2 separate regions of the Homo sapiens genome follow, and region 2 is linked to region 1. A link is a loop called in an ENCODE intact Hi-C map of the cell type or tissue named here. Cell type or tissue: HepG2. All regions are shown on one strand. Each heading gives the region's core, and the rest is flanking DNA. Links, peaks and the distances in the headings are about the cores only. Region 1 holds the start of LOC105370677 (a long non-coding RNA gene). Region 2 has its middle 9.5 kb from the start of HSP90AA1.

What was found. Peaks named below come from ENCODE experiments on the same cell type or tissue, not always from the same donor. Only the 100,000 strongest peaks of a DNase experiment are listed, where the experiment ranks them.
Region 2: a loop joins it to region 1, with 5 times the contacts of the local background. A loop is called at or near these places in 8 of 110 quality-filtered maps.

Annotation. Positions count from the first base shown.
Region 1 is chr14:102,204,012-102,213,177 of GRCh38, reverse strand. It overlaps WDR20 (WD repeat domain 20), which reads right to left. Exons shown (of 3, transcript NM_144574.4): 3 at 2,651-4,575. The coding sequence ends at 3,298. It overlaps LOC105370677 (a long non-coding RNA gene), which reads left to right and starts at 4,572. Exons shown (of 2, transcript XR_944228.2): 1 at 4,572-8,044; 2 at 8,688-9,166. In HepG2, for the core only: a CTCF peak has its summit at 3,777; a DNase peak (open chromatin) is centred at 3,777.
Region 2 is chr14:102,091,970-102,101,135 of GRCh38, reverse strand. It overlaps a transcript of HSP90AA1 not described here. Among named protein-coding and RNA genes, the nearest start is that of HSP90AA1, 9.5 kb to the right of the region's middle. RefSeq lists a silencer at 4,353-4,452. In HepG2, for the core only: CTCF peaks have their summits at 4,370 (motif pointing right) and 4,766; a DNase peak (open chromatin) is centred at 4,395; H3K27me3 peaks cover 2,454 bases.

The sequences.
Region 1 (9,166 bases), core at 485-8,484:
AGCCTGCCCCATCGCAGTCACAGCACAAATCTGGCTTCTTGAATTCTGGTGAAAAAGGCCAACCCAAGGAGGGCGAGTTGAAGCTCCCCTGGCCCTGGCCTGGCACCTTCAGAAGGTGTCTGACACCGCCCAGGGACCAGCTCGCCCCCTTGCCGGGTGGGAGCGGGATTCTCCAGCCACGCAGCGTGCACCTGACTTTCGTCTGAGCCTTTCATCTCTGTGGTTTGGTACACGCTGGAACAGTGATGCTGACTGAGTATTTAACAGCCTCTTCTTGCCAAATGCTGTGTTTTATTCCACAGATTAGGTTAGAAAAGATATTCTTGCTCATAATAACGTTTAGGCTGAAAGACTGAAAAATTTCAATGAGGAAGCTCAAAGTTTGGCGAGAAAACTACAAATATTTTCCCCAAATTTCTCCTAGGGTTAGCAGCACGCATTGCACCTTACACACCTGATATCAGGAACCACCGCGGCCACCCCTCCCCAGGCCCTCCCCAGGTCTGCGGGAGCCATTACTCAGAAGCACAGCCGAGGAGAAGGGCGCTTCCCTGCCCCTCTCTCCAGTGCCCTCTTCTCAAGCTGTTGGGCACTTTTAGTTCTGGTCTTGGAGAACACCTTGCATCCTGTCCTCCTGCCTGCAGAAGTGCTCTGCCGGCTGTCAAAGAAAGGGGCAGCAGTCAGAGGGGCAGAGTGGACACAGAGTGGTGTCGCCCTGCAGGGCCTGGGCCAGCCTGGGCTGAGCCAGGGGTCAGGACATGCAGTCAAAGGCAGCCCCTCCCCAGGCTGGCACAGTGCTCTCCACTGGGCCCTGAACCCAGCAAGAGGGGCCTTGGGGAGGGCACGTAGACACAACGAAGGGGCCCCAGACAAGGTACCAGACAGACATTAAGGACAGTACACTCCTTGGCAAAAACTGGAAGAAAAAGATTGTTATCAAGCCTCAAATCCAAAACTGACAATATCATAGTGTTTAAAACTGGAGGTGGGGGGAGAAAGACACACACAGGCCTCCATACTAGACAGCACACTTCGGAGTTGTTTTCAAAGGAAACATAACCTCCTCCTCTTGCCTCTCCCACCCCTGGTTCCTATCAGCAAATGACTCCTAAGTCACCTGTCAGTGTACCCCTGCAATCCCTCTTTCATCCCAGCCACTGCGACTGAGAATTTTAAAGAAGGGGGAGAAATCAGAGAGTCCCCAGTCGGTCACGTTGGTTACTCGGGCACACACCCCCACGGCTTCCCTGTCCAGGGCAACACCTTCAGAACTGCAAGGTCGCCAGAAATGTCACCATAAATGCTACTTACTTGGGATCGGCCACTCTCTATTTAGGCCAAATACTAAGTCCTGAATTTTGAAACTGCATACTCAATGCCTCAGAAGCATTTGAAACTGAACGTTTACAACTATGTAGGTGCAAAAGTTGCACATGGAGCGTTCATCACTAATCTCTCCACATGACCCAATTTGGCCTCCAAAGCGGAAACTGTCCACAAGGATGGCTGTCATGGCTACCTTAGATCAGTTCACCTTTAGGAACAAAGGCCCGTATTCCACAGGTAGAGAGGACACGAATACTCCTAGGAGCAGTGCTCAGGGATGTGAAAGGCACAGCCAGGAGAGATGCACCTGAAGGCTGCTGTGGTTCCCAGGTGGCAGCACGCGGCCATGCCATCACACTCAACAGAAACCACTGCGTTAAGGCCCACGATGGGCACAGGGTGGATGGCGCCACCGTGACATGTTTGCAGATGGGAAGCAGGCCTGGGAACCTGGCCCGGCTTTCCTGGGAGGGCTGCGTTAAGAGCACAGGGAGCTGCTGCTTCAGCTACCAGGGTCTTTACACTGCAGAGAAAGAAAAGCCACCAGGTCTTCACTTTGCTGAATCATATTCACTACGCAAACTGGTCTAAGTGATCGTTGTCTCTATATTTAATTACAAAGGTGTACAACCTAAATGCCCAAAATGAGTTAACAAGTAAGATAACCACCATCTTGACATGGAATACATAGTTCAAGGGGCCATCTCACCCACTGGGAAAACCAGAATTTGAAAAGCAGCTCCTGGTGCAGCAGTAGAGAGTGAGGGTGAAAGACTGCGGTCTCCGGGGGAGCAGCAGAGCCTCCCACTGCCGAGGAAGCCACAGGCCACCAGGTCCTGGGCTGAGGCGCTAGGGTGGGAGCCACTGAGGACGAAGCCTACGCACATGGCCAGCGTCAGCATCCCAAGAGTAATCCCGGAACCACAGCTGCCATCCAAGAACAAGGAGAGGGGAAACCTGCACTTCCGCTTCCTCTGCGGGGGACGAAGCCCAAACGAGGGCCATGTCAGGGAGAAGTCGGAAGACTCGGGGAGTCTCAGGCTTTACGAAACAAAGCGCGGAGGAGTCACGTGCCTTTCTGACCCAATCCCCCTCCCCCACCGCACCTCCCCGCCCCCGGCAAAAAACCAAAAAACTCCTTTTCCCTTGTTGGGAAAACACACAAGCAAAGTGCATCTGAAGAAAAGGTCTTCGCTTATGTGGCAAGAGGCACTTCTGCAATGCTGTTGGCGTCCTCGGCCCGCAGTTCCCACGAACTGTCAGGCTCTGAGTGAGGTACGGGTATCTTAGTACACAGAACCTCAATCAAAGTGCTACAAACTGCTTCTTTGAAAAAAGATGTTTATTAAACAACTTTAATTGTCATAAAATGACTAAAATGGGTTTTAAAAATTAAGGCTCTTCTCTTTCTGTGGATTGCCAGAACAATGTAAAAATAATATCAATCAACCCTGCTAAACGTTTTGTTCCTAAAGTTAAATTTCATAGATTCCTAAACATTTTATGATTAAGATAAAAAATTGGACTATAAATGACAATTCATGGCCATCTGTGCTGAACACACATTGATCAGGTGTACAATATTCTAATTGAGTAGTTAAGCAAAAAATATTCCAGTTAAAGCATAAATTTTAATTTCAGCATTTTAAAGTCATTGTTTCCCCACATGGTCATGATTTTCCTAAAATTGAAATAGTCTAATACAGGAGCGCTAACCTTGGGACTCTATATACTCCCAGGAGGATGACTGACTTGGCTGGCAATTAGTTTGATTATATTTTTTTAAATGCTCTAAGGTAAATTATCAAATGATTCAGAATTACATGGCATGCAGTATCCAAAATTATGGCTCTGATGCATTGAGATTTACATTAAGAATAAGAAGTGTCATTCACATTCATTGTACACCCCACCCCTCCCACGAAAAAGAAAAAAGTCACTACCTATTCAAGTTCTAGATCTGGTGCAGCATTAAGGATTAAAACTTACCACTTTACCAGGCCTTCCCCATGTGCAAATAAATCCCTCCTGACAAGCAGTGACTATACAGTCTTCAAGAAATATTAGTACAGTCAGTCTCTCATGTGCTATCTTTTTACATATCAGCGGCTCTAACAAGGGAACATCTTCCATTCGAGGACACAGGGGCGTTCCCAGAGTTTTAGCAGGGTCCGTTTTGGTTTTGGTAACTAGATTCAGTTTGTCACTGCTCTTGCTAGAAATGTGTCCCATGCTATGATTTCGCTTGTGATCTTTCTCGTGGTGCCTCTCCTTCCGGTCATGTAGTGAAAGTGTTGCAAATTTGCTGACCCCAGAAGCAATGGCCCCGTCCATGACACTGCTTTTGCTGCCAGCATTTGAGACTGCTGAATGTGGAAGGCTGTTGGACCGTGGCAGAGGAGGCGGCACAGAGTTCCCGGGTGTTGTAACACTGTTCCCATTGCTTCCAGCAGGAGGACTCGTGGCATTCATGACATTTGTGTGTGTCCTTGCTCTTGAGAGGGGTTGGTGAGGGAAAAGGATATCTTCTGTAAGGTCCCATAAACAGAGCTGTGTGTCCTGGCCCACGGAACCAAACCGATACGTGACACTTACGGGGCGGCTGTCTGTAGAGTTCCGTTTGGAGAGCCTGGACTGTGTACTATTTGCTCGATCTCTGCCAAAATGAAGAAGGTCTTGGAAGTCCTCATCGCTGCCACTAAACTCCATAGGGTCACCTTCTTCTACACTAGTGGTATAAGGGTCAAACGCTACAACACTGACCCAGGACTTGTGCCCGTGGCCTCTGGCTATTACTCGGCAGTCTACAAAGGACCAGACTGTCACCAAGTCGTCCTCCCCACCTGTCACGATGTACTTGCCATCCGGGCTCCAGCACACACACAGCAAGCCCCCAAAGTAGCTTTTCATCGTACCGTGCAGCTCCACTGAGTCAAAGTTGAACACCCGCAGAAACCCGTCCTGGCTCACGCACGCTAAGAACTTGCCATCTGGGGAGAAAGCAAACTCGTTGAGGGCCCCCTCGCCCACCGTCCACTTAAGGAGAGGGTTCCTCGTGGATTTGCTCTTGCAAGTGTGCACGGCAAAGCTCTCTCCCTGCTTCAGAAGCTGGTAGTGGGGGGCTGTGGTGCCACAAGTGTGCTCCACATTATATAAGTACATGTTCCCACTCGAGTGGGCTACTAGGAAAAGGCTTTCCGAACCGGGAACCCATTTGACACAGGTAACTCGTGACTTGTCTATTAGTCTCTGTGAAGACAAAGGAGAACAAGTTAGCACAACGGAGAAGTCTCAAAGGTCTACTTTTCCAGCAAGAAAACTTGTGTGCTTCTCGATGGGAAGGGGCAAGTCTATCCAGGCCCTCCACATTTTATCCTGCAGTCAGCCAAGCCAGCAAGGAGCGTTTTGGCCCTTTTGGGGTAATTTAGAATTACTTTCTAAAATCGGTGTTAGGCTGCTGGCTTTCACGGAGGGAGTCAGGCAGCCAACAGATATTTGCAGAGGGGCCACTAAGTGCCAGACACGATGCCAGGCACAGGGTTCACTGCGGAGGGAACAGCCCTGCTGGGATCTTTCTTCCTTGACAGTAGGTGCATCTGAATCTGGGGGTCACTGCATCTGCATGTGGTATCCCCTCTACGAGGACCTGCAGGTGAAGCCTGTGAGTCCTCACAGCCAGGAGGGCTCTGCCTCACCCTCACGGGTTCCTCTGCCTTTACTGTCACTGTAGGTAATGGGCTGGTTCCATCTGCCCCTCTGCTCTGGCGGCTCGAAGGTGGGGAGTGAAATCCACAGTCCATGGCTGGCAGCACACACAACTCCAAAACAGAGCCTGGGCCCACTGAGGCCGCCTCACTCCCATGCACCGCCCCACGTGCATCTCCATAAGCATCTCCTCGAAACCCTCTCTGCTGGTGTTGAGAGAGATACACTGACGATTCATTCGGGAGTGTGTGTCTCATTACCATCACTCTGCTCCATATGCTAACTTTGGACCCCTGACCGAGATGTTTCTTTAACAGGCGTATGTCAGTAGTCTTGCCTTTAAAACCCAAATAACGAAGGGCAAAAATACCTGCCCCACCAAAGGCACAAGTCTCTTTCCCTGCTTGCCAATCAATCCTGTGATGGGGATGCCAGCGCAACACCTTCCACAGGGGCGGTCCCTTTCTGGACCGTCTGAGCGCAAAATCGCATCACCAGAACACATCCAGAAGTCCCAAGACTCCCAAGTTCTACCTAGAAGCTCCTACTGCCAAGTGCTCTCCACTGCACCATCGCCCCAGTAACAGTGTCCCTTTAGGAGCCCAGCAGCCCCAGGTAAGTTGAACACCACCGCTTCACCTAACAGGTGGGGAGTCCCTGACTCAAGTCTCAGAGGGGTACTGGGCACACAGGGGCAGAATCTGCCAAGAAACATGCCGACTTCTGCCAGGGTGGCTTTGAGGCCATGTGCCCGCCATGTGTGCTACATCTTTACAGAGAATTACAGAAATAAGACGACTTGATTTTTAAAAGAACGGCTGGGAAAGAAATTAATGAGCCATGCAAGCTCACTGCATGAACATTAGACCCTAGAAAGTAGGCTGCTAACAAAGGACCCCAGGCAGGAAGAACGGAGGCCTGAACGCCACACAGCATGCGGGCCCAGGGCTGGGGACCATGCATTGGGCAGTTACTCAGCAGCAGGTGTCACTGCTTACTGCCGTAAAACGGCATGGCTGGTCCTCTTAAATTAATAGGCACGTGGCAAGCCAGCCTTGGGGACACAGCCAGTATTTTCATCCCCCACCTCCTCTTTATCCTCCTGCCTGGTGACCTACCTATAAACAGCACCTGACCTGCACTAATGCCAACAACCTAAAACCCAGCGCTGCTCTGGCAGGATTTCCATTAGACCTTCGTGCAATTTTCTCAGCAAGGGGTTACAGAGATAATTTACATGGCCAGAGCAGGGCTTTTTTTTGATGGTGGAGGGAGGTGCAAGGATGATGGGATGGTGAACGGTGGATTAAGAGGCCTCCACTCCCCCATCACAGCTCTGCCAGACCTTGCTGTGCCCACTGGGCCCAGACTACCCCAGCACTCTTGATCCCACAAACACAACTGTACCTGATCGCCCAGGGCCTAAGGGTGTCTGCAGCTCGCTCCATCACTGGCCTTGTCAGGCAGGCCTACACCAGCTAACTCAGGCCTGGGAAGCCAGACTGCTGTCCTGATTTTGGTACAGTGGCTCCCAATTCCTGCACCTTACATTTCACCAGAACCAAATCAAATCCCAGTTTTTCTAGGATCACTTCATTGTTACTCTATTTACCATGTGTGGAGAAATTTCAGGACATAAAAACTTCTAGCAGCACGGTTAGGAGTAAATTTTATTTTGGGCCTTAAAAAACACAACAAAAAACTGCATGAGAACTCAAAAACTAGTATGATCAAGTAAAAACAGTATTGCTTTGCAATAGTGAGGTATGAACAGCATTTATAGCACCATTAAAAATAAATGTTACTGCAATGACAAAACACATTAAAAACCTTCACTCCCGTATTAAGAAGCTGCACTGTGGCCAGGCGCGGCGGCTCACGCCTGTAATCCCAGCACTTTGGGAGGCCGAGGAGGGTGGATCACTTTAGGTCAGGAGTTCGAGACCAGCCTGGCCAACATGGTGAAACCCTGTCTCTACTAAAAATACAAAAATTAGCTGGGCATGGTAGTGCGAACCTGTAATCCCAGCTGCTCTGGAGGCTGAGGCAGGAGAATCACTTGAACCCAGGAGGCGGTGGCTGTGTGCAGTGAGCCAAGATCACGTCATTGCATTCCAGCCTGGGCGACAAAGTCAGACTCCATCTCAAAAGAAACAACAACAAAAAAAAACAGTGCACTGAGACGACCCTAAGTAGACACATGGATGTAACTTACAGATAACATCCTGTGCCAATCTACTTCAATCCCCCTGTGGGGGCCTAATTAAATGTTACTGTGACACACTGGCAATGGTGGACTGAGCACACCAGTTTAAGCAACCGCAGACCAAAAAAAAAAAAAACCGACCTTGGATCCACCTGTATTGTGGTAAGGGTTTCTCACTTGCCTTACCCATTGTTTTTCTCTGTCAATCATGTGCTTGACAGCAGGGAAAACACGTGCTTCTCTGGGGGCGCCCTGTGTCTCAGCAATATCAGGGTGAGTGGCAGGCAGGCAGCAGTGTCTGTGGGCAGCAACAGCAGCGTGCTGGCCCTCACTTCCAATCAGAGTGTCTACTGTGGGTGCTGGCCACTGGTAGAGGCTTACACCCATGCTCTCTAAGCCTCAAAATTACCTTTCAAGATACGCTTTTTGTGTGAATGGGTAATACATTATTAATTCACATAAAAGTATACAGTAGAAAGCCTTACATTCTTCTACTCCATTCCGGATCCTCTGTCCTGAGTCACTGTACTAGTTTCTCATTTCTCTCTCCAGAGTGTCTTTGTGCATGTACAAGGCAAATATGAATACGCATTTATCCACTCTTCTTTTTCATACCAAAGGGAGCATACTATGCACTGTCTCACCTCTGCTTTCTCATTCCATATCTTTTTTTTTTTTTTGAGACAGGGTCTCGCTCCATCACTCAGGTTGGAGTGCAGTGGTGCAATCACGGCTCACTGCAGCCTTGACCTCCCAGGCCGAAGCAATCCTCCCACCTCAGCCTCCTGAGTATAGCTGGTGCTTCAGGTGAGTGTCGCCACACCCAGCTGATTAAAAATTTATATTTTTTGTAAATACAGGGTGTCGCTATGTTGTCCAGGCTGGTCTCAAACTCCTGGCTTCAGGAGCAAAGCAATCCTCCTGCCTTGGCCTCTCGAAGTGCTGGGATTAAAGGCGTGAGCCACCATGCCCAGCCTCCAAGTGTATTTGTACATCAGTCTGTATGGGCACAAAGACAGCATCCTCATTCTTTTCTAAAGCTGCAGAGTATTCAACTGTTTGGATAAACTGTGGTTTATTGTGGAAGTGCCCCACTGATGGACATCTATGTAGCAATGAATGCCCTTGCACACACGCACTTTTCACATGTGTGAGTAATGTACCTACAGGATAAACTCCCAGTGGAGTAACTGAGCCAAAAGATATATACATTTATGATTTTTACAGATGTTACCAAATTGCCTCGCATGGAAAATGGAAAATGCAGTCATGCCTGTCTCCCTACAGGAAGGCAGGGATTGTCGCCATATTATCAGTGAGAAAAGAAGCTTAGAGAGGTCAAGAAACTTGCCTGAAGTCCCATCCATCCATCCAGTATTGAGTGCGTACCATATGCCAGGCACTGATACAATATAAATTAAAACAGGCATCTTTCCCTCATGAAATTTAGGTTCAAGTGGGATGAGAAGACAGTGAAATTTATGTGATCTGATGATGATAAGTGCTGTGGAGAAAAATAAACCAGGGAGAGAAGAGAACGTGCTGGGGAGAAGGGGACTCTAGTGATTTCAATGTTGAATAGGATGGCCAAGAAAGGCCTCTTCCTCTGCTGGTGCTGGACAGCTGAGCAAGACAGAAGGACAGAAAGACAGCAAATATCAGGCTAAGAGGATGTTTGGGGAAGTGTACCCCCACAGAGAACAACTTCAAGGACTCCGAGGCGGAGAGACACAGCCGAACCAGTGCCAGGGGAACAGACGGGCCCATCAGACCCCAAAGCGAGCATGCTGTCTCCCGTTCCACAGACACACATCACCTGGCTCCGACGACCAGCCTGCAGGGCCACTCCCAAGCGTTCTAAGGAACAGGGCACCAGCCTGTCTCAGACCCCAGGCCAGTGTGGGAAGCACAGTCATTTAACTTACATGA
Region 2 (9,166 bases), core at 416-8,415, 110 kb after region 1:
GGGGAGAGAAGTGAACCAAATTTTGAATGCTGGGAGGAGATGGACAGTTGGTGACTGACCTTCCCTCAAGCATCTCTGGAGCCACAGCCCCCAGCCGGCTGTGTCCAGCACGTGGTAATTTATTGAACAAGAATGGGAGGTACTAAAATACTGACTAGAAGCTTTGTGATTTGTGGGTAAGGATACAGGAATTTCATTAGAGCCCGTCCCGCCATGTCAGAGTTTATACGTCTTTGAAGCTGGTCAGTTTCTTTAGAGAGGAACTTCACAGATGAGGAAATTGAAGTACATGGAAGTCAAGTAGTCTCTCCAAAGTCACATAGAGTGATAGCAGAGCAGGGATTTAAACTCATGGCCAGTAAATAATGAAAATATAGGATTACTAATCAAAGAAATGCAAATTAAAATCAGAGCTGGGCATGGTGGCTCACGCCTGTAATCCCAGCAGTTTGGGAGGCCCAGGCGGGCAGATCACCTGAGGTTGGGAGTTTGAGACCAGCCTGACCAACATGGAGAAACCCTGTCTCTACTAAAAATACAAAATTAGGCGGGCATGATGGTGCATGCCTGTAATCCCAACTACTCGGGATGCTGAGGCAGGAGAACCGCTTGAACCCGGGAGGCGGAGGTTGTGGGGAGCTGAGATCGTGCCATTGCACTCCAGCCTGGGCAACAGGAGTGAAACTCCATCTCAAAAAAAAAAAAAAAAAAACCAGACTGGAAATTTTGTTTTTTTGAGACAGGGTCTCACTCTGTCGCCCAGGCTGCATTGCAGTGGCCCAATAATAGCTGACAGAACCAAGCCCTGAGAGAATTCACTGTGAGCCTGACGCTCCTAACACTGCTATCCTTCCTCAAAAACCACTGGGAGATTTACCAGCTGTTCGGTTTTAAAGAGAAAATTTTTACATAATAATTGTTTTGAATATTTATAGTTCTTTTTTTTTCGAGACAGAGTTTTGCTCTGCTACCCAGGCTGGAGTGCCGTGGCACAATCTCAGCTTACTGCAGCCTCTGCCTCCCTGGGTCAAGCTATCCTCCCTGCTCAGCCTCCCAGTTAGCTGAGACCACAGGCGCATGCCACCACTGCCTGGCTAATTTTTGTATTTTTTGTAAAGATGAGAGTTCCCTATATCACCCAGGCTGGTCTTGAACTCCCGGACTCAAGCTCTCCACCCAACTTGGCCTCCCAAAGTGCTGGAATTACAGACGTGAATCACCATGCCCAGCCTACATTATAATTTTATTTTTGGAATTTTAAAACAGAATTTAGAAGAGATACCACTAATGACAGGAAACCCAGGGTCCCTGTGAGAACGGAGGGACATCAGGAAACCCGCCGCTGGGCAGTAGCACTAACGGGCTGACACTTGGGAAACAGAAGCAAGCATGAAGCGTCCACCTTCTCACTTAGTAAGAACATCAGCCACTGGCCTTCGTAAAGCAGAGTGTTCTTCACCAGCCCTAAACACACGTGTCACATTTAATTAGCTAGCTGTTTTAATGTGGGGAACAAGATTGAATGTTGACTGAAATGCAATGTTAGGGAGTTCTCTCTCCTGCATTTTTTTTCTTTTTGAGACGGAGTTCCGCTCTTGTTGCCCAGGCTGGAGTGAATGGTGCGCTCTCGGCTCACCACAACCTCTGCCTCCCAGATCCAAGTGATTCTCCTGCCTCAGCCTCCCAAGTAGCTGGGATTACAGGCATGCGCCACCGCACCTGGCTAATTTTGTGTTTTTAGTAGAGATGGGGTTTCTCCATGTTGGTCAGGCTGCTCTCGAACTCTTGACCTCAGGTGATCTGCATGCCTCGGCCTCCCAAAGTGCTGGGATTACAGGCTTGAGCCACCGTGCCCAGCCTCTCCTGCATTTTTAAGTGAAATACAAAATTGTTGAAAAGGTTTTCAATTTATAAGCAGCATGCTGTATGCTTTGGAGTGCTGCTTGGAATAATACATTATGAAGTAGCTTAGAAATTTTTTTAGTTGGCTATTATATATCCCTTAGCCACTCGAAGTATGAACTTAGCATTATGATTTGCCACAACTTATTAATTGGGACTGGGACACATCAGTTTATAAAACATTTGCATAATGCTTGCTTGCTCTAACTTTGGAGAAGGTACAGGGTGTTTGCAATGTGTGGAGGTTTCAGCTCATTCTTGCTCAGCTCTACTTAATAATCCACTTCTACCCTAGCTTTTCTGTCCTCTAGTGAAAGAGTTTAGAACTACATTAAGATAGAAATGGCACCTGGTCCAACTGTCCCATCCCTACTCCTCATTTTACAGACAACAAAACTGAAGCTTGGCCAGGTGCAGCGGCTCAAGGACTGTATCACTTGAACCCCGGAGGCGGAGGTTACAGTGAGCCAAGATCGTGCCATTGCACTCCAGCCTGGGCGACAGAGCACTTTGGGGGACCAAGGCAGGCAGATCATGAAGTCAGGAGATCGAGACCATCCTGGCTAACATGGTGAAACCCTGTCTCTACTAAAAATATAAAAATTAGCGGGGTGTGGTGGCACATGACTGTAATCCCAGCTACTCAGGAGGCGGAGGCAGGAGAATCACTTGAACCAGGGAGTCGGAGGTTGTGGTGAGCTGAGATCACACCACTGCACTCCAGCCTGGCAACAGAGATAGACTTTGTCACAAAAAAAAAAAAAAAAAAAAAAAGGCCAGGTGCAGTGGCTTAAGCCTGTAATCCCAGCACTTTGAGAGGCTGAGGCGGGCAGATCACAAGGTCAGGAGTTGGAGACCAACCTGGCCAATATGGTGAAACCCCATTTCTACTAAAAATACAAAAATTAGCCGGGCGTGGTGGCAGACGCCTATAGTCCCAGCTACTCGGGAGGCTGAGGCAGGAGAATCGCTTGAACCCGGGAGGCGGAGGTTGTAGTGAGCCGAGATCAGGCCACTGCACTCCAGCTTGGGAGACAGAGCGAGACTCTGTCTCAAAAAAACAAAAAAAAAGAAAAAGAAAAACAAACCCGAGGCTTAAAGAGAAGAGACTTGCCCCCAGGTCAGTCAAGGAGGAATAAAGAAGCCAACACTCCCTCTCCCTGGAGGTGGCAGGGAGGGAAGGCATCCGGAAGGGATAATGTTGACCTGTCTCCTAAAGGAGTGGCCATTTTCCAGGGAAGAGGAACAGCATGAGAGCAGAGGTGTGAACTAGCCGGGTGCTGGGGTGGGAGGGCCTTTTATTGCAGGGTTTGGAGATGAGGGCAGAAGCTGACAGGACCAGGTTATAGAGGACCGGTAGGCCCAGCCCAAGAGTCTATAAGGAAGTCTGCACTGAAACTCACAACCCATTCGTGACAAGGTGGCCTGATCAGGGTACCCACTACCTGGTCAATTGGCCACATAGGCAATTCCTGACAGCCAGGTGATCCCTGGCTAGTGTAGACAAAGGAACTATCAGCTCCCCTACCAGGCAGGAACATCACATCTGCTCATTCCTCCTCTAGTTTCAGTTTTAACCCACCCCACCTCGAGGGGTATCTGAGGATAAACAAGCCCTCTGGGCACTGGACGGACCAGCTAGGCCTGTTCTTCCACTGGCTGAACCAGAGGTTGCCCTTGGGGGGACTCAAAGGCCTCTGCTCTTGCATTGGCCAAGACCAGAACAGGAGCAGCAGTGGAGGGGAGAGCCAGCCTGCACCCACCCCCACTTTGTACCCACCACCCTATAGTCGTAAGGGAGATCCTGGGAGGTTTTGGGGAGGAGCAGGGAGGGCTGTCCACAATCCACAATCCCTGGCTCTCTCTACCTTAAGACTCAGCTTGCTTCAAATTTTCCTTTTTTTTTTTTTTAACCCTCCATTCTTTCTTCTTTAAAAAAAATTGCTTTTGCTGGGCGCGGTGGCTCATACCTGTAATCCCAGCACTTTGGGAGGCCAAGGGGGGCGGTTTATCTGAGGTCAGGAGTTTGAGACCAGCCTGGCCAACATGGAGAAACCCCGTCTCTACTAAAAATACAAAATTAGCAAGGTGTGGTAGTGGGCGCCTATAATCCCAGCTATTCGGGAGGCTGAGGCAGAGAATCACTTGAACCCAGGAGGTGGAGGTTGCAGTGAGCTGAGATCACTCCACTGCACTCCAGCCTGGGCGACAGAGCGAGACTGTGTCTCAAGAAAAAAAAAAATTGCTTTCTTCTCTTACACAGTTTCATTCCCACTCCATGAAAGGCTAGAAGCTTTGCCATGAACTTTTCAGGGTGAAACATTAATGATGGTGATCTATACTGGAGGTCACATAATTCTCACTTTCCTGATTCTCCCATACACAGGGAATAACGAAAAAATGAAATTCCTAAACTTCAAAGACATTTCCAACTGGAGGCCCCATATACAACCAATTAGCTGGCCAGTGGGTGGCGCCAAAGGTTTATCACGGCCTTTGGGCGAAGGGTTCCCATTTGGTCCCGCTGGAAAGCAATTCAGTTATCCATTCAGCACACATAGATGGCTGTGTGCCATGTGCTGCGTCTTGAGACGAGAAAGACAGAGTCTAATTTCAATTCACACCAGGGACTAAGAGCTGTGGAGGAGGCATCCAGAGTGAATTTGGCCAGAGCAGGTGATTTCCAAGCCAAGCTTGGCAGACACGTATTTGCCTGGAGAAGGGCATCGCAAGAGGTTCCAGGTGCATTTGGAGAACAACCCAGCATGAAGAGATGATCGGGGGCAGACCGTAGACCCTTGGGCTGCTGCAGTAATCAGAGTGAATGAAAAGGAATGCTGTAATGTTGAATCTGAGGGGCCCTGAGTGCACTTAGCAGGATCTGCTGCCCCTGGAGGCTGGAGGGAGGGGCGAGAGAATGGAGCTGCTGTGAGCTCGGAGGAGGTGAGGCTGGAACAAAACCAGAAAACAATGCAGCCACATATTCTTGGTGCACACCCCACCCCTACCTCCCTTTTCTCCGTATCTATTTCTCTGCCATGTTCTTAAATTACCAGGTCCCCTGGTCAGGTCTGACCATGGTGCCCCATTAGGCTGCCTTGGGGAACTCAGGTGGGTTGTGGGCAGGGCTGGAGGTGCCTTGGTGACATGTGGGTGCCCAGCATTCCAGGTCTGAGAGCACCAAGATCAGGCATGGAGATGGGCACAGGAGGGGGCCTCCCAAGGAAGGTGTGTGTTGCAGGCAGAGGTGGGGTCAGCCAGGCCCTGGGATTTGAATACCAAGAGAGGGACTACAGGCTCAGTGTCCTGGGAGCCCAGGGGTTTTCTGCACTGGGAAGTGGGCAGATGAAAACGGGAATGTAGAATAGATAAACCCAGCAAGACCCAGCTGGAAGTGGAAATGGTGTGGGGCCCTGAGGGCCTGGATCAGGGCAGGACCCTAAGCACAGAGAGAAAGAACGTTTTAAAGGAAAAATCCACCAGACTTGTCAGCTGTCAGAATGTGGGGGCTGAAGGCAAGAGATGAGTCAAAGATGACTCAGAAGATTTGAAGGTGAGTTCAAGGGAAAATGGCAGTACTTTGGGGAAGGAGTTCAAATTCGTGTCCAGGACCCCTGGTTCTGCTAGGAGACAGGAGCATGCCCAAAGGCATCCCACTTGTTTGTATGTTTCTGGCCTGTCCCTCCCCGACTAGAACAGAAGTTCCTGAGGGAGCTGCCTCTGCTCTGTCAGTTCTTTGTGCTTTACTCAGAGGGGCTCACGCACATCTGTCCCCTGCCTGACTCAGAGCAGATGCCAGGGGATGCAGACTGAGGCTTCCGCAGGAGGGAGGCTAGGGAGGCCTGCAGGTGAGGGGTGATAGGGAAGAAAGAGTCCCGCCACCCCTCTCCCACAGGTGCTCCCACACCCAAGCACCCCCAGGACTGGACCCTCTCACAGGCACAGCCTCCTGTCCCCCAGGCCTCTCTTCCTCTGAGATCCCAGGCTTTCTGGCCCTACTGAGACTGCCATCCTGGGAACCGTCTTTGTGCCCATCCATGCCTGTCCCATTGCCTTCCTTCTCAATACATCCCTTCTACCACATTCCTGCTCATGTTCCCAGCATCCTGTTCATTGGAGGCCCATCCACGTGGATGCGCAGCAGACACTGTGGTCCAACAAAGGTGACACTGAACCATTGGCAAGGGTCACCTGCCATCATCTGCCTGAGCCCTATGTTCCCCTGGTGAACACAGCCTCACCCACCCGGGAGCCTCTGGGGCTCCTGTGCTTCACCCTGTTAACTCGCTCCCCTGACCTCTCCCAAGTTTGCCCCTGCTACACCCACCAACTCTTCAGGGACAGGCTCTCCTCAGGTCTCATTGGAAGCGTGCTTCCTACACACCACGGTCAGAGTGGATGCGGGTCAGACTGCAGCTCCTGGGAAGATGCCACAATGCCTCCTATGATCTCCAGGCCACGTTTCCAGTCCCTTGGCCCCTGCCTACCTCTGACTTCAGCTCCAGTGGCCAACCCCTGCCCCAAGAGGGGCTCCGTGTCCCCCTACCCACTGCACTGAAGGAATTTTCCAGCCTCCATTTTCTTTTTAATTCTTGCCTTCTCACTGTTCCCTGGCTAACTCCTAGTATTCCTTCTATATTTCACCGCAGACCCTCAGGGCTCTTGCAAACTCTGTTCCCTCCCTCTCCTGCATGCCCTTCCCCACACTCCCTCCCCACAGCCAGCACCTGCCCTCCTCAGTGCATGGGGTGCCCCTCACCATCCTAGCACTCTTCAAGAGTTTCTAAGTCCACATATTTAGGTGGTGGGGGCTTTATGCCTGCCTCGACCACAATGGTCAGGACCCAATTTTGCTCCCACTTTGACCCAGGGCCTGGACATGGGCTTTTGGTAAACAGATATGAACAGAATGGTGAACAGACAAATAATGAACAGTAAGGCTCCATTTCTGGCTTATCAATGTGGCCAGACATTTTTTTTCAGCCGCACTCAGTGCTGCCAACAGTGGGAGGGGAGGGGAACGAGTTTGCCGGCTTCCCGGCGGCAGCATGTGGTGAATTCAAGAAGTGACCAACCCCAAGCCGGCCTTTGAAGGATGGGTTGAAACTTGCTTGGTGAAGTTTTGGTACTGAAGCATCCCGATTTTATAGTTACTCAATGGAAAAACTGGGTTGCTCCGTGGAAATCCACTTTAGGGTCGACTCTGAAACATCAATGGCCAGCACCCGCTCCCGGGTCCTCCCACCTTCCTTCTTTTTTCTTTTTTGAAAAAAGAAAAAAGACTCAGGCTGGAGTGCCGTGGCACAATCTTGGCTCACTGCAACCTCCTCCCCTCAGGTTCAAGTGATTCTCCTGCCTCAGCCTCCTGAGTAGCTGGGATTACAGGTGCATGCCACCATGCCTGGCTAATTCTTTGTATTTTTAGTAGAGCTGGGGTTTCACCACGTTGGCCAGGCTGGTCTCTAACTCCTGACCTCAGGTGATCCACTCGCCTCGGCCTCCCAAAATGCTGGGAGTAAAGGCATCAGCTACCTCGCCTGGCCCTTTCACATCCCTTCTATGGTCACACCTATTGTAGAGAGATTTAGACCAAAGCACAGAGAGGCTGAGAAGCTTGCTCACAGTCACACAGCCAGCGAGTGGCAGGACCAGAATTCACAATCTGGCTCCAGACCCGTGCTTTAACTGATGCCATCTTTCTCGGAAACTGTGTCTCCAAGAAATGACAGAATTTTTTTTTTTTTTTTTTTGAGACGGAGTCTTGCTCTGTCACCAGGCTGGAGTGCAGTGGTGTGCTCTCGGGTTTAAGCGGTTCTCTTGCCTCAGCCTCCCGAGTAGCTGGGATTACAGGCATATGCCACCACGCCCAGCTAATTTTTGTATTTTTAGTAGAGACAGCGTTTCACCATGTTGGCCAGGATGGTCTCAATCTCTTGACCTTGTGATCCGCCCGCCTTGGCCTCCGAAAGTGCTGGGATTACAGGCGTGAGCCACTGCACCCGGCCTTTTTTTTTTTAAATATATATATATATATTTTTTAATTTACTTTTCCCACACTACACTGATTTACAATTTTTCTTTCCTAAGTATGAACCACTTAATTTTCCTATATAACTATAGGTTGATCCTGAACATTTCTTCAACTTTCTACAAGGTTTGCTAAACATTGATTATTTAAAAACAGCTGTTGGCTGGGCGCGGTGGTTCACGCCCGTAACCCCAGCATTTTGGGAGGCCGAGGCAGGCGGATCACGTGAGGCCAGGAGTTCAAGACCAGCTTGGGCAACTTGGTGAAACCATGTCTCTATTAAAAAGCAAAAATTAGCTGGGCATGGTGGCGCACGTGTCCCAGCTACTTAGGTGGCTGAAGCATGAGAGTTACTTGAACTGAGGAGGCAGAGGCTGCAGTGAGCCGAGATTTTGCCACTGCACTCCAGCCTGAGTGACAGACCCTGTCTCAAAAAAATAAAAACAACAATAAACTGCACATGTTTAAAGTACAATTTGATGTATTTCAACATATGTATATACCTAGGAAACCATCACTACAATCAAAATAATGAAGATTCATCATCCAAAAGTTTCCTCAGGTCCCTGTGATCCTTCCCTCCTGCCCCTGTCTGCCCCACCTCCTACAGGCAACCAGTGATCTGCTTTTTGTCACTATAGATTAGTTTGCATTTTCTAAAATTTTATATAAATGACTGACTGGCATCTTTCTCAGCATAATTATTTTTCAAAAAGAACATTTAAACAAAATAGACCATATTCTGGGCCATTAAACAAGGCCCAATAAATTTAAAAGGATTTAAATCATGCAAAGTATGTTCTCTGACCACAATGGAATTAAATATTAGAAATCAATAATAGCATGGTGGCTCACTCCTGTAATCCCAGGATTTTGCGACACCGAGGCAGGCACATCACTTGAGGCCAGGAGTTTGAGACCAGCCTGGTGAACATGGTGAAAGCCCATCTCTACTAAAAATACAAAAAAGTCAGCCAGGTGTGGTGACGCATGCATGTAATCCCAGCTACTTGGGAGACAGAGGCATGAGAATTGCTTGAACCCAGGAGGCGGAGGTTGCAGTGAGCCAAGAGCACGCGACACTGCACTCCAGCCTGGGCGACAGAGCGGGACTGTCTCAAAAAAAAAAAAATCAGTAACAAAAAAAATCTGAAAAACCTCCAACTATTTGAAAAGTAAAACATGTAAAAATAACCCATGAGTCAAGAAATAAAAGGAAATTTTAAAAATATTTTG